Linked DNA regions of Homo sapiens: region 1 is linked to region 2. Evidence: chromatin contacts called from ENCODE Hi-C or POLR2A ChIA-PET data. All regions are on one chromosome and are shown on one strand. Each heading gives the region's core, a stretch centred on a gene start or an enhancer-like site at or near the end of the contact. The rest is flanking DNA. Distances are from core to core; before and after follow the strand shown.

Region 1 (6,473 bases), core at 3,488-5,987, 3.9 Mb before region 2:
CCTCAAACGTCCCTGAGGTTTGGTCTCCTCAGCTGTACCCTAACACGGGGCCGCCAGGAGGTTCGGGGTTAGAGGAGGCACCTGCTGTGTGACAACAGCCTAGACAGGGCACAGAGGCTGAGCATGCCGCATCCTCCCCAGCGGGCTCCCGTGGCCGGCAGGAGATGCCGGGCCCATGAATGAGCCAGGAGCCTTTGGACCCAGAAGGGGGAGCTCGCAGGGAAAGGGACAGGTCCCAGAGGCAGGCGCGGGTTCCCCGAGCCACGCTGGAGGAAGGAGTCACAAAGGCAGCAGGGGGGCCCCAGGGGAGGCTCTGCCGGGTTCAGCCTCCCTGGGACTATGGTCCAGGCCCAGAAGTGTCCCCAGAGCAGGAAGCCTAGGAGGCAGGGTGTGGAGATCCCCACAGCTACCCACCTCAGCAGAGACCAGGACCCAGGAGTCAGGGCTGGGCTGGAGCCAGCAGGGGACCCCCGGCCACAGCCTTGCTGTTCGCACCAGGCCTCGGCTCATCTTTGAGGTGGGGTGGGGCGCCCAGCACCTCCACCCTTCAACCCTCTCAGAATACAACTCTCAGCTGGGAAGAAGGAAGGGGCCCCTGCTGCCTGAGCTGCTCCTTCTCCAGAAAAGGGAAAAACCCTGGGCCTCCCAGCCACCTCCCTGGCTTGAGGCCCGACCTTCCCCAGGGCTGCCCCGCCTCCGCACCCAGCATCTTCCCTAAAAGGGGCCAGCTCCCTGGGCTCCAGAGCCTGGGGGAGGAGAGGTTTTGGGAAACAGCAGGGAGGGGACTCCAGACTCCTCCGGCCGGGCCTGCCCTGCACTTGGGTGGCGCTGCCACCTTCCTCCATCAGGGGGTTGGGAGAGGCCAGAGACCAGGAGCAGGGCCCAGCCAGGGACCATCCTCCCCAGCTCTGCCTCCCCTGGCCAGCCTGACCCACTCCTCACCTCAGGCCAAAGTGGGGCCCTGGCCTGGCCACTGCCATGGTGTGGCTTGGTCTCTGGACCCCTCTGAGATCCCAGGAGCTCAGTCCTGCACCCTTGCCCCACCCCCACCCAGGCTGTACCTCTCCCGGAACCCCGGATGCACCTTCGACCTTGAGGGCGTCCCAGGCGTGGCCCACGGCCTCCCAGGGTGATGGGATGTCCAGGAAGACGGCGTCGGCCACGTGGCTCACGCCAAAGCCACTGCGGCACACGTCCTGGGTGCGCACAGTCACCCAGCGGCCCACACGGTGCTCCTGGAACTCCTCCCGGGCCTTCTCTGCCCGCTGCTGGTGGAACTCCACCGTGTGCAGGTGACCCGTGGGTGCAATGGTGCGGATGATGGCGTGGGACACAGAGCCACTGCCGGTGCCTGGCAGGACAAGAAGGGATGGGCAAGGCATCAGTTGGGACTGCTCGGGACCCACAGCCTCCCAGGAAACAACCCCCACCTCACCCTGGAGACCCACACAGGGCTTGGGAGGACCCCAAGCTACAGGTGGGCGTCATTCCAGGGCTGTATGGTCCTGGCTGCCTAAAGCCCCAGGCTAGCCCTGGGTTGGGCACCCTGTCTAGGGGTGAGCTGGGGTTGACAGGCTGTGTATGCCGTGCTGTCTGTTGTGGGCACAGGCGAGGCCAGTGGCAACCCTGCCCTATCCTGCCTAGCGCAGGTATAGGGAATGAGAGCAGCCCAGCTGCCTGGAGCCTCCGGGGAAATCTGTGCAAGGGGGACAGGGAGGCCATCCCATCACTCAGCCCTGTCTTATTCCATGCATGGCCCATCACTTCCTCAATCCCCGTCAACAGTGGCCCACCCTGCCGGTCCTCATGCCCACCTCTCCCCAGAAGCTCCTTGGTCCCCTTGAGACAGCCCACCCCCACCAAGCCTGCCCAAACCTGCCCCCACCACACAGGGGCTGGGGCTCTGCCCTGGCCTGGTTGGACTCAGGACGCAGGGCCTGGCCACCAGCCACACGGCCCCAGTCCTCCCCAGCGCACCTGCCCCCAGCTTCCCTCCCCAGCTTCCCTCAAGATGGCCCCTCTGCTTGACTTCCTGTCTTATGGAGAGGGTCAAGGCTTGCATCCCTCCTCCCACTCCAGCTTCAGGGGCCATCTACCTGATGCCACTCCCATCCCCAGGCCCCTCCACTGGAGACTCCTGCTAGAGCAGCCACTGCACACTTGCCACCCATGCCTGGAACCCAAATAGCGCTGAGCATCGCAAGTGCTTGGGCCAGACCCATGGAGGTGCCTCCACTCCCTCTATCCCGTCCCACGTCCTGCCACCTCCCACATTCCTTTCAGGGGCCAGCCCCTCTCCCCACCTGTCCAGCCCCTCCCCTGGGTGCCCCCAGCCTGCTGCCTCGCCCCTCTGCAAAGCCTGGCCATGCCCCCTTCCCACTAAGGGGCAAGTCAGACTTGTTAGCCTCCGGGGTGGAGCTCGCTTCCCCTCCAACCTCACTCCCAGCCCCTCTGCCTCCCCCACTGAGCCTGACTCGGCAGCATGCTCCAACTGCAGGGCCTCGGCACGGCTCCTCCTTGGTGCAGAGCTGTCCCTTGGCTCTTCGTAGGTCCCTCCTCATCATTTTCAACTCAAATGTCCCCTCCTCAGAGAGGTCTTCCCTGCCTGGCCTAGCTGGAGAGTCCCCACTCTGGGTACCCCTCAGACACGCAGCCCTGTCTCACAGGCTTCACAGCAACCAGCGGCACTGAGATGCTCACCTAGGCTGTGTCCCCCTCCTCGAGGGCAGGAACCTGGTCTCTCTAGTTCACGGTTCCTAGGAGGGGACCTGGCATATCTGAGGAGGCCAGGAGAAGGTGCTGCTTGATTGAGCTCTCTCGCGAGAGTGGGGCAGGGGCGGAGAGGCCAGCACCCACCACAGGATGCACAGGAGCAGCAGCTGATGGAGTTGGCTAAGTCCTGCTCTCCACCCCTCCCACCCAGACACCCCAGGGAGGGACATGGTGACCTGCAGCCCTCAGAAAGCCAGCATGGCAGTGCTAGGCACTCTTCGTGAACCTGGACCCTAGCTCTCCTGCCCGGGAGGAACACGCCACCAACAACCTAGATGCATCAGCGCCTGGGGCCAATCTTGGCTTCAATCGCCACACTGGGCGGCCCCAGCACCTGTATATGTGCAGGGGTTCCCACAGCCCAGGCCCTGGACTCAACAATGGTGCTCACATTCATTGGTAGCAGGTGAGGATCTGATCATGGATGAGGATGGGGAAGGCTCCCCACCTACAGTGAGCTCCTCGGGGTAGCCCTGGCCTCTTTCCAGAAGGGGCAACTCTCTCTGCTTCACCATCAGCACGGAGGACTAGAGGTTGACGGTCAGTACCTAGGACAGCGCCAAGCATCAAGCTGGCCACGCCCCACCAAGGCAAGCAGGACCCTCACTAGAGCACCAGTCCTCCCCAGCTCCTCCTGGTCCATTTCCCACCACCTCTCACTCCAGTTACAGCACCAGCCTCCTAACGGGCTTCTCTGCCTCCACCTTCACTCCCTGCTGTCAGCATCCCGGAAAGATGTGAAAATAGAAACTGAGGAGCCACATGTGTCTGTAGGAAGGGCAGGCTGGAGGCTCTGACCTCCACCTTTGTGTCAATTTCTGCGTTAAACTGAGGCAGCCTGAGGAACTCACCAGACTCACAGACCACAGAGCCGGGCCGAAGCTCCAACATCATGGTGATGAGGGCGATGTCTGTGGAGTAGAGGATCTGCGTGCGGTGCGGCAGGTTCAGCGTCCAGAGCTCGGGCGTGGGGTGCAGCACATACACCCAGCCACCTCGGCCGCACGTCACCTTGGAGCCGAAGGGGCGGCCGATAAGGTCAACTGAGTGCCGCAGGACACCATGCCGGGTCTGGGTCTGTGCCCCACGCTGCACACGCACCGCCACCATTGCACCATGGCCCAGTGACAGGATGGCCGTGTCACCCTCCTTGATCAGCTCCTCGTATGCCACGAAGCTCATGGTGCTAATGTCTGGCAAGGGCCAAGGACCTGGGGAGGGGTGTGTGTAGGCATGAGCAAGTCAGGAGGCAGGATGAGGGCCTAGGGTCTAGGTAGAAGGCTTCGAGGCCTACATCCCAGCAGTGGGCATGGGCGGGGTGTGGCTAGCTCAGCCTCAGTCTCTGCCACTGCCTGACAGGGAGCCCAATAGCGCTGCACTCTGGCCTGGCCTCTGAAGCCTTTCTTGGTCTAGGACAAGAGACAGGGACTATGAGCCTAAATCAGAGATGAAAAGACTGAGGCTTGGCAATGGCGGAGTTCGGTCCCAAGGATTCCCGGAGTGAGGACCCGACCCTCCCATCACCCTTCTCCAGGAGCTTGACTCCCATTCCCAAGATGTGAGATGAGGAAGCGCCTTTGCGAGGTGTCCACCGGCGGGGGAGAGGCAAATGGTCAATGAGGTCACCTCCAAGCCAGGCTTGATTCCTCACCCCAGTCTCCCCCACGGGGGCTAGGTGGCAGGGTATGACAGAGGATTCAGGGCTCCCCAGTAAGGGGCTGGGGACGCGGAGCTGGCCGTCCACGCAAACACCGCCCAGCCGATGCAGAGGCAACAAGGGGCCAGGCCGGGCCGGCGGGGGCCGCCCATGCGAGGCTGGAGGGACAGGCCCTGCGCGCCGTGCCCGGCCCGGGTCACCCTCACCCGCGCCCTGCCACCCTGTACCCCGCGGAGTCTCACCTGCGACGCTCCTGCTGCCGGGGCTCCACACGTGCCTCCGCGACGCGCGGCGGCGGCGGCCACAACACTTCCGGCTCCGCGCCCGCTGATGACGTCGCGCCCCGCCTCCGCCTCCCCCTCCCCCCCTCCGCGCACGGGATCCTGGGAGCGCCAGGCTGCCCTTCCCGCCCCTCCCAGAGGACGTTTCCTGGGCGACTTCTTCCCTCATGTGAGCTGCTCTGTTTACATTTGCTGGTCGCTGGAAGATCGAAAGACTGGACAAAATCCATATGGCGGCCGGCCGGCGCGGTGGCTCTCGCCTGTGATCCCGCGCTTTGGGAGGCCGAGGCGGGAGGTTCTTCTGAGCTGAAGAGTTCGAGACCAGCCCGGGAAACGTAGTGAGACCCCCACCATCTCTACAAATAATAACAAACAAACAAAAGGTCCCCCCGCCCCGCCGGCCGCGGGTTGCCGTCGCACCCAGGCACATTTGAAGGGCGGCAGGAGCCAAGGCCTGGCTGTCACTGCTGTCCCGGACCCCTTTGACGGCCCCTGGGGGTTCACCAGAGGGCTGGCCCGTGGCTCACTGCCCAGTCCTCTATGAGGACACTTCGCCATAGACATTTTGTTATTGCAGACTGCTCTGGGAACACCCCTGACTGGGCCCTAAAATGAATTCCAGAAAAGGAATCGCAGGTCAAGGGGCGGTTCTAAAAGGCTTGGGCTAGGGTCAGCCAGAGCTCTGTGCAGCAGATGGGGGCCTGGAAAAGTCTGCAGAAGTGGCCTTCCGCCCAGGCCCTGCCTCCCCCGACGGGGGCACGTTGTCCTGAGTGCAGAGCTGCTTCTAGGAGGGAGTAGGGGTCCTGTGTCCCCTCCTGCGAACCAAGGCATAATGAGAACTGGATGACTTGGGCCCACTTTTGGGTCTGGTGAGCAGCCTGGGCAGGAGACTGGAGGAGGTGCTGCTGGAGGATGGGCAGAACAGGGAAGCGGGAGTGGCGTTCTGTCTCAGCAACACCATTCCCAGCTGGCTCCTCTGTGGAGTGTGTGTGCAGGGGAGCGGGGGCAGGGGACACGGATTTTCTTCCTCCAGCTCTTAGCTCTCAGGACCAGAGCTTGGAGAGGAACAGAGACCCCCCTACCCAGCCTAGGGTTTAGCCTGCGCCCGAACCCAAGCCAGTTAGCAATGACCCTAGGGCACCCTCCCCAGTCACTCAGCCACTCCAGCCTGGTAAGATGAGGTGGCCAGGCTCCTGCAGAGCGAGCTCCCCTCTGGAGCCCTGGCAGCCTGTAGAGCACTCTCAACTCTCTCGCCTCTGGGGCAGGCCAGGCCAGGCTGTTTGTGGCCCTTGCATTGGCTTCTCAGGGTCCATCATGGAAACCTAGGGGTCCAACCTCAGCCCCTCTGTGTCCCTGCCCTAGCTGCGGCTGAGAGCCCCCAGGAGTAAGCTGGTGAGAGGCCTTCCATGGCCTCCCACTCTCTGTGGGCTCCTGTCCCTGTGGGGCCACCACGCTGGCCACCAGCTGCCTCTACTTCTGCCTTACAGCCTCCCTGCCTTCTGCTCTCAACGTTGAAACAGCCCCCTCCACAGCTCCCGAACCTGTGTTCCAGCGGATGCTTCTCTCCCTTGATGATGCACCCGCCTGAGTCACCCCCTAATTTCTCCCCTGGGGGATTCTGACTTTCCACTTCTCTTGGGTTTCTCTTCCCCAGCCTCTCAGCTGTGGTTGGTGTGGAGTCAGGGCCGGGTGCCTATAAGGGCCTAAGGTAGGACTTGGTGACTCGGCGGTGGTTTCCCTTGGTTCCGACTTCCCTCTTGCCT
Region 2 (7,283 bases), core at 4,182-6,681:
AGCATTCCCACCTGAGCTCTGCCTCCTGCCAGATCAGCAGTGGCATTAGATCCGCATAGGAACATGAAACCTACTATGAACTGTGCATGCGAGGGATCTAGGCTGTGAACTCCTTATGAGAATCTAATGCCTGATGATCTGAGGTGGGACATTTCATCCCAAAACCATCCCCCCAACCCCCATCCATGGAAAAATTGTCTTACATGAAACCAGTCCATGATGCCAAAAAGGTTGGGGACCACTGACCTGGGGACTGTGGAGTGAGTCCCCAGGAGGCAGGCTGCAGCCTAGCCCAGGCCTGGTTTGGGGCCTGAGAGGTGATGAGTTGGAGGCTGGGGAGGAAGAGCGCCTGGCCTGGAAGACTGAAGGCCAAAGCCCGAACTGCCCAGAGAAGTACTGGAGGGCCTGAGGCCGCACCCAGAGCTCCCTTTGCCAACCCTCCTAATCCAGCTCTGAGCAAAACAGCTTCTGGGGCCAGGCAAGCAGGGCCCTGGCTCGGCTGCATTCTTGAGGGCCTCAAGGCTTGCTGCACCTTCCCTGGCTCCAGTCTCAGCGTGGCCTCATCTGGCAACAGGCCTGGGACACTCAGCCTCCCTGAGCTCACTTCCTCATCTGCACAGTGAGGAATTCGGCTGGGATGGTCATTAACGGCCTGCTATCTCCTAACACGCCCGGCGTCAGAGCTCAGAACTCCCCTGCATCCCAGGAAGATGCCCACTCAACCTCCCCTGGGCCACTGGAGGCCCGAGAGGAGCATGAGGCCAGCAGCGGGGGCACCTGCCAGGCAAGAGGAGCCCCCAGGGATCTCCATCAGCTGCTTCCCAGCCAGGCTGGCACTCCCACACCAGGCAGGAGCCCCAGCACACCGCTCTCTGCAGGCATAGTGTAGCTGGGGAGGGCAGTGGTTAGGGTGCGGGGACTCTAAACTAAGCTGCTGTATTCAAACTTGACTTCTCCCTTCCCTGGCTTGGTGCCCTAAGATATCTAACCTCTGTGTGCCTCAGTTTCCCATTCTGTAAAGCACAGAGTATGAGGAGTCCAAGACAGTGACCTAAAGCTTTCTGCTGCAGCCCAGGATCCTATACTAGTGGCTAGGAGACCCTATACTAGCAGCTAGGAGACCCTGCCAGACTCATGCCTGCCCCAAGGCCTGCCCAGCCACCCCTGGTGCCAGCTCCCAGAACTTGGCACAGCATCACCCCCTCCCAAAGCCCCCCCATAGGTTGGGTTTGGGTGCCCCACCCAGACCTCTTCCAACCCCCGACATGGGCCACATCCTGTCTTCACTGCCTGGTGACTCATCTGCTTACCCACCCCCCACCCGTGCTCCCATCCGAGGCTGAGCGCAGTCATACTAAGTGCCCCTCTGCGGCCTGGCACAGAGCCAGGGCCGAGCATCCCTGGAGTGAAGGAGCTTCCACCTGTGATGCAGGTGGGAAGCGGGAGGCCTCACCCCTTTCTCCTGGTTCCCACCCCGGCTCCCACACAGGTGCAGGTCAGAGAGGAGGCAGGAAAGTGGTGTGTAAACAGCCACATTATTGGCATAGCCCTGGGTGAAAAAGTGTCAGTAGTTTCACTGGACCCCCAGCCTGGTCAGCCCCGAGGTAGGGCTGGAGGAATCAGGTCTCCTGGGTTTACACTGAGCAGGGATGGGGATGGAAAGGACAGAGGTGGCCCCAGGGCCCAAACACAGCTTTGAAAGTAGTGGAGGCCCACCGACTCACTGGAGGGCCAGGGTGAAAGCTCTGCCCAGCTAGTGTGGGTGGCTTCTGCCCCAAGAGCAAGAGAGAATCAGGCCTCAGGGTTGGAGGAGGCTGGTCCCATCCCAGGAGCACCCACAAGGACTGAGTATGCTGCTGAGTGGCTTCTCCAGCATACGGCCTTGGAGGTCATCCAGTCCTCACAGCCATCCTCCCTGAGCAGGTGCTGGCTCCTCCACGCAGCCTGCCCCTCCAGTGGGGCCCCAGGCCTGCAGCTCACCCTGCTCCCACCTTCCAGAAGGCTTTCCCTTCCCCACTGGATGCCTTCCGGTTCTCTCCAGCGCCTCTGACTGCCAGGGGGTGGGGGGGATGCGGGCACCAGGCCATGCTGTCCGGGCCACATTCCTCAGGCCACCCTCCGGCTGTTCTTGCACCTTCCATTCCAGCTGTGGGCAGGACAAGCCTGGTTCTCCCCACCGCCCTCAGTCTGCAAGCTGTGCCTCTGTTAGCACAGCCAGGGGCCATGTCCGTCCTCGAAGCCTGGCTGCCCTCCCTCCTCAGGGTCCCACAGCCCGGCTGCTGTTCCTGCTGGTGTCTGAAACGCTTGGAGGTAAGAAAGGAACTCCTCCCGCCCATGATGGACCATGCACTTCCAGAGCCCACACCGCCCCCAACACACACTCCTGCCTTGGGTCTGCAGAGGACACACATGCACTGCAGCGCCTCACACATGTCCCCAGGACAGCACACACCCGCACCCCCTTCACTCTAGAACACGTGTGCACCCGCTGGGCGCACACAGGGCGGAGCGGCCCCTGCCAGGCTCCCCCGCCGGCGGGATGGCCTGGGGCAGCGGCGTGTTGCCTACAGGTCGGGGTTCTGGTGGCTGCACACGACGCCCGCATCCTCGTCGTGCTCGCAGTTGTGGGTGCCCACGCCGTTGTGCTGGCACTCCAGCAGGTTCCGCTCCCAGCCCGCGCAGCGCACATCGTCCAGCAGAATGGGCAGCGAGCCGCCCTGGCCGAACTCGGCTCTCTTGACGGCGCGCACGGCGTAGGCAAACCCCAGCTGGCGACACACGACGGCGGCGCCGCTGATGTTCCAGGAGTCGTCGCACACGGTGCCCCAGCGTCCGCCCACGAACACCTCCACGCGCCCGCTGCCAGAGCTCAGGCCCGCGGGCCGCACCAGGCGCACCTCGCCATCCCGGAACGCCCGGCTCGCCGAGTTCAGCCGCCCCCGCCGCCGCCCGCCGCCCCTCCGGCTCCCTGGCTGCTGGGTGGGCCGCGCTGGCCGCGGGGTTGGCGCGGGGGGAGCGGCCGTGGGGCGCCCTCGGCGGGGCGCCCGCGTGGGCGCCCGCGCTGTAGGCCGCGGGGTGCTCCGTGTCTTCGGGATGAACTCTGCGCAGAGGAAGAGTATGCCGTCAGAGGGACCCAGGCGCCCCTGTCCAGCCCTGCTGCCCACCCTGTGCTGCCCTGCAACCTGTGCGGAGAGCGCAGACTCGGGGAAGGATGTCCTGGGTCTGTCCTGCACTCACACCCAGAAGACGGGATGCCGCCTGCGCTCCCAGTCGTGCTTCCCAGGTCACCCGGACCCAGCAAGATGCCGGCCTGGACTCAGGGGCCAGGGGCTTTTTCAGTCATACAGCAAACACTATCAACTGCTTTGTGCCAGTCTGCTGTTGCTGCGTCTCCCTACCCCAAGCCCCACCTTCCCAGGAGTCCCTAGGTTGGTGGGGGAGCCAGCTCCTGGCACTTCATAACTCTGGAAGGCAATGAAAGGAAGGAGTGTCTGGGAAGGCTTCTAAGAGAAAGTCACCGTTTCATCTTCCAGGCCTTGGTTGTGAGGGTGAGGAAGCTGAGGCCCACAGATGGGTAAAAACTGCTGCGGGTCTGTGGTGGCCAGTGGCCAGCAGGTTGGGAACGGGATACACACAGGGATCCCTGGGGTCAGGGTGAATCTCTTTCCTCCTGGTTCCCAAGGTTGGCACCAGCGGGTTGTCACAGCGGGTACGATGGGGGAACTCTGGTTGTGTCTGGGGAACAAGGCAGAGCCCCTATACCCCACCACAGAGCCTGGGTGCAGTCGGTGCTAGGGAGCTGAGGCAGGTGATTTCCTTTGTCTCTGCAGAATGTGGGGACACGCTTGGCCCAGGTCAGCCACAGGGATAGACCTCAATCTACACTTTGCTGTGCCCAGCTCTACTCCACACAGGTGCAGTGCCAGGCACTGGGCACTGCCATGCGTCACAGCCCAAGACTGTTCAATTACTATGGGGAGGATCCTGGGGCCACCAGGCCAAACCTCTTTAATCCCGCCCCACTTCAGCCAGTCCCACTTTGAAAACCACTGAGAGAGAGCTGAGAAAGGGCCTCTCAGCACAAGGCCAAGCACAGGCCAGGGCCCAGAGCACCATGACATGGGCAAGGCGCTCCCTGTCCCTGCACCCTGGCCCCTGGCCCCCACCTCCTGCTCCTCAGGCTGCCTCACCTCTCCCACTGTGGCTCTTGCTGTTCCCTCTGCCTGCACTGCCACCCCCCTCGGTGCACCCTCCTGAGTGAACCTCCCTCTTGGTGCCAGCCCCCCTCAGTGCACTCCCCCAGGTGCACCCCCCCGTGCAACCTGCCTGGGTGCATCCCCCAACTCTGTGCACCCCCCCTCCATGCCGCCCCCCTCAGTGCACCCCCCCTCCATGCCACCCCCCTTAATGCACCACCCCCTCCGTGCCACCCCCTCAGTGCACCCCCCTCCATTCCACCCCCCTCAGTGCAACCCCTCCAGGTGCACCCCCCTCAGTGCACCACCCCCTCTGTGCCACCCCCCTCAGTGCACCCCCCCTCCATGCCATCCCCCTCAGTGCACCCCCTCCAGGTGTACCCCCCTCAGTGCCATACCCACTCAGTGCCATCCCCCTAGCTGCCACCCCCCTCAGTGCAACCCCCTATTGGTGCACCCTTCCTCTTCTTTTCAGACTCCAGGAACCCCTACCCCCAACCCCAGTCTCCACTGTTCTGGGTGGGTCCTCACGGTACCTGGCACACACTTCGATCACAAGGCCTTGGACAGTAAATGACATCTCTGTCCGTCCCAGCCAGAACAGGGCCTAGTCTGACTTCTCACTGTGGCTCTGGCATCCAGCATGGAGCCAGTAACTAACAAAAGTGCCAGAAACTGCTGAATGAGTAAATGAAAAACTCACCAAGCCCTGAAACCAACTGTGGCCAGAACTCACTTCCAAAATCACTGAGCTCAGACCCTTCCCCCTCTACCCGGGTACCTCTTCAGCCCAGGTGCCTAGCCTCCCTCTCTTCTTGCCCTCCCCACCCCCATACACACCCAGTCTGCCAATGGGTGGCCTGCTGAGCCCACTTGGCCTGCTGAAATATTTTCCTTGGCTCGCGGAGTGGTTTTTAAAATTCTGAACTAGTCGCCAACACTTTGAATTGGGAGGTTGTACCTAACAGGCTGAGAAGGCGAGGACTGCAGTGTCTCGCCGTGTGCTGTATCCCCAGGGCAGGGCACGTGTCCGTGGTGAATGAGTGGATGGGGGGATTTTCTGCTTCTCTGAAGAATTGGAAGACCTGGCAACACAGGGTCTTTGTTCCCACCTAACTTGGGCCCAGGGGAACAGCCCCAGCCTGGGGCATCCCCTTCCCCCAGTCCCAGGCCCCATGGGCAGTCATTTGTGGCCCTGCTCTGTCGTCTCTCCTCATCAGGCTTGTCAACAATCTATGAAGGCCCAGCCCATATGCCAGCCCCTCCCACAAACAACTCTTCCGGTCTCCCTTGCTTACACACAGATACATCCTCTTTCTCTGTCCCTCCCAAGAACTCACAGAGTACCTTGCCTGGCACCAGCTATTTCTCTCTTGGTTTAAGGAATTGTGACCAATCAAGCAAGACCCAGTTTAGTTAAAGTCCCATCCACCTTACCACCATGTCTAATGTGTGCCAGGCACAGTGCTAGGCACAGGGGCTGAAGAGGGGCATCTAGGTCCAGCTGGTAAGACCCGAGTCTGGCTGGAAAGGCAGCCGTTGTGGGCTGCGGGATCTCTCCCCCAACCCTCAGTGTCCCACTGGCAGGCACTTACTTTCTTTGGGCACAAAGGGGATGAGACGGCTTCTGATCTTCACCTGAGCAGGCTGGATCTGACATTTGCCAGGTGGTGCCCGCCTGCCAACGACACACAGGAGGTTATGAGTCTCACCCTGGGAGCCCACCCTGAGGGTGCCTTTTCTCTACAGTGAGGCAGGTATGAACAGCAACGATAGTAACAGGCGGCCATTCACCATGCACCTACTGTGTGGCCTGCAGCTTCCCTGCCCACTCCATGCCCCCAGGATTCTAAGAGCTCCAGGGCATAAATCCCCTATAACAGCCTACCGGCTGCACGCTCAGCCTCTGCTGGAATAGCACCAGGGCTGGAGGCTTACTCTTTCCCAGGACATTTCTAATCCAGAGCATGGACTCTGTCCTCAGGGTGTGAACAAATGCCAGTCTCTCTCCTCCCACAGCCTGCCGTCTGATTCCTGAAATGCAGCCTGATTCCTGCCCGCCACCCTCTCCCACCAGCCCTACAGCCTTTGAGGAGGGTCTCTCTCTGCCCCTCTGGTTCCTGGATTTCTGATGCAGGATCTGAGAGGCTCCTCTGCCTGGAACCACCTAAAGGACGGGGGCGGCGGGGGTGGTAAGGAAAGCAAGCCTTGTGCCTGGAGGCAGAGCTGAGGGATTTGGGGCCTTGGCATGTGGGGTGTGAGAGAGCAGGGAGACAAAAGAGTCAGAGAAGGGTGCCAGGGCTAGGAATTGGGTCTCCTTTGACATTTTTAAGGGCACAATAGGGAATGGAATTCCGTTTTAATTAGTTTTTGGCCGTCGATCTGTGATTCTTTGGGAATGACCCCATTCCAGGACAGACCCACGTGGGCCCACGACTTCAATAGGATTCCAGTGGAAAGGCCAAGGGGTGAAGCAGCCACGTGACACGGAGTGGCCTCCAGACAGGCTTGGCCGAAGAGGGACACAAAAGAGGGACAAGGGTCTTTGTCCCCAGAGGCTGCAGAAACACAACCAGGCACATACGCTTCTCAAAGCTGCAGGAAAAGCGAGGTTTTTTTCTTGCTCTGACCTCCAGAGAACATCCACACACTTCAGACAGACCCAGTGGGGCTTTTGTTCCTTAAGGAAATTGCATTAAAAGTCTTTGTTATGCAAAAGGGTAGGATATCCACCCCAAAATGCCACAGTGGTTACGTGTGGGTAGTAACAGATGACCTGACCCTACCTCCTCCACTCCCCATTTATTTCATTTTCCAAATGTACTATAATGGGACCTCTGTGTAATATGTGTGGGTGCAAAGAAACAGTTATTCCAAGACAGGAGAATGAAGGGAGAAGGGTCAGGGCGGGAGGAGGAATCTAGCCCACTTCTGGCTCCTAACACAAGACCGTGAGCGAGAGAACTCCTTAAGTCTCGTTGGGGTCCCTCTCTATGACATGGGGACAACAAGCCAATAGGGAAACGGGATTGGAAAAACCGAAGATGATGGCTCTAAGGCAACATCTGGCATGAATTAGGCACTCAC

What was found. Hi-C counts contacts between places; a loop is a spot of excess contacts on that map. ChIA-PET counts read pairs that join two places held with the same protein, here RNA polymerase II (POLR2A).
Region 1: a map of breast epithelium shows a loop between it and region 2 (13-fold over the local background). The contact joins the promoter of TRMT61A here to the enhancer-like site in region 2. A Hi-C loop is called at or near these places in 1 of 168 maps with a recorded cell type or tissue (breast epithelium). POLR2A ChIA-PET finds 5 or more read pairs at or near these places in 1 of 52 experiments (BJ).

The regions. Positions count from the first base shown.
Region 1 is chr14:103,527,460-103,533,932 of GRCh38, reverse strand. TRMT61A (tRNA methyltransferase 61A) reads right to left here and starts at 4,737. Exons shown (of 4, transcript NM_152307.3): 1 at 4,672-4,737; 2 at 3,624-3,983; 3 at 1,085-1,351. The coding sequence starts at 3,954. RefSeq lists an enhancer at 566-1,065 and silencers at 4,581-4,750, 4,761-4,810.
Region 2 is chr14:99,670,908-99,678,190 of GRCh38, reverse strand. HHIPL1 (HHIP like 1) reads right to left here. Exons shown (of 9, transcript NM_001127258.3): 8 at 5,792-5,874; 9 at 1-3,100. The coding sequence ends at 2,565. Among named protein-coding and RNA genes, the nearest start is that of CYP46A1, 9.7 kb to the left of the region's middle. RefSeq lists enhancers at 845-1,407, 1,408-1,971, 2,535-3,098, 5,830-6,429, 6,430-7,031 and 1 more. Within about 2 kb of position 5,431, at least 3 of the 41 ENCODE cell types and tissues checked have a DNase peak (open chromatin) inside an H3K27ac peak, as active enhancers do; they include breast epithelium, where a contact is called at or near this core.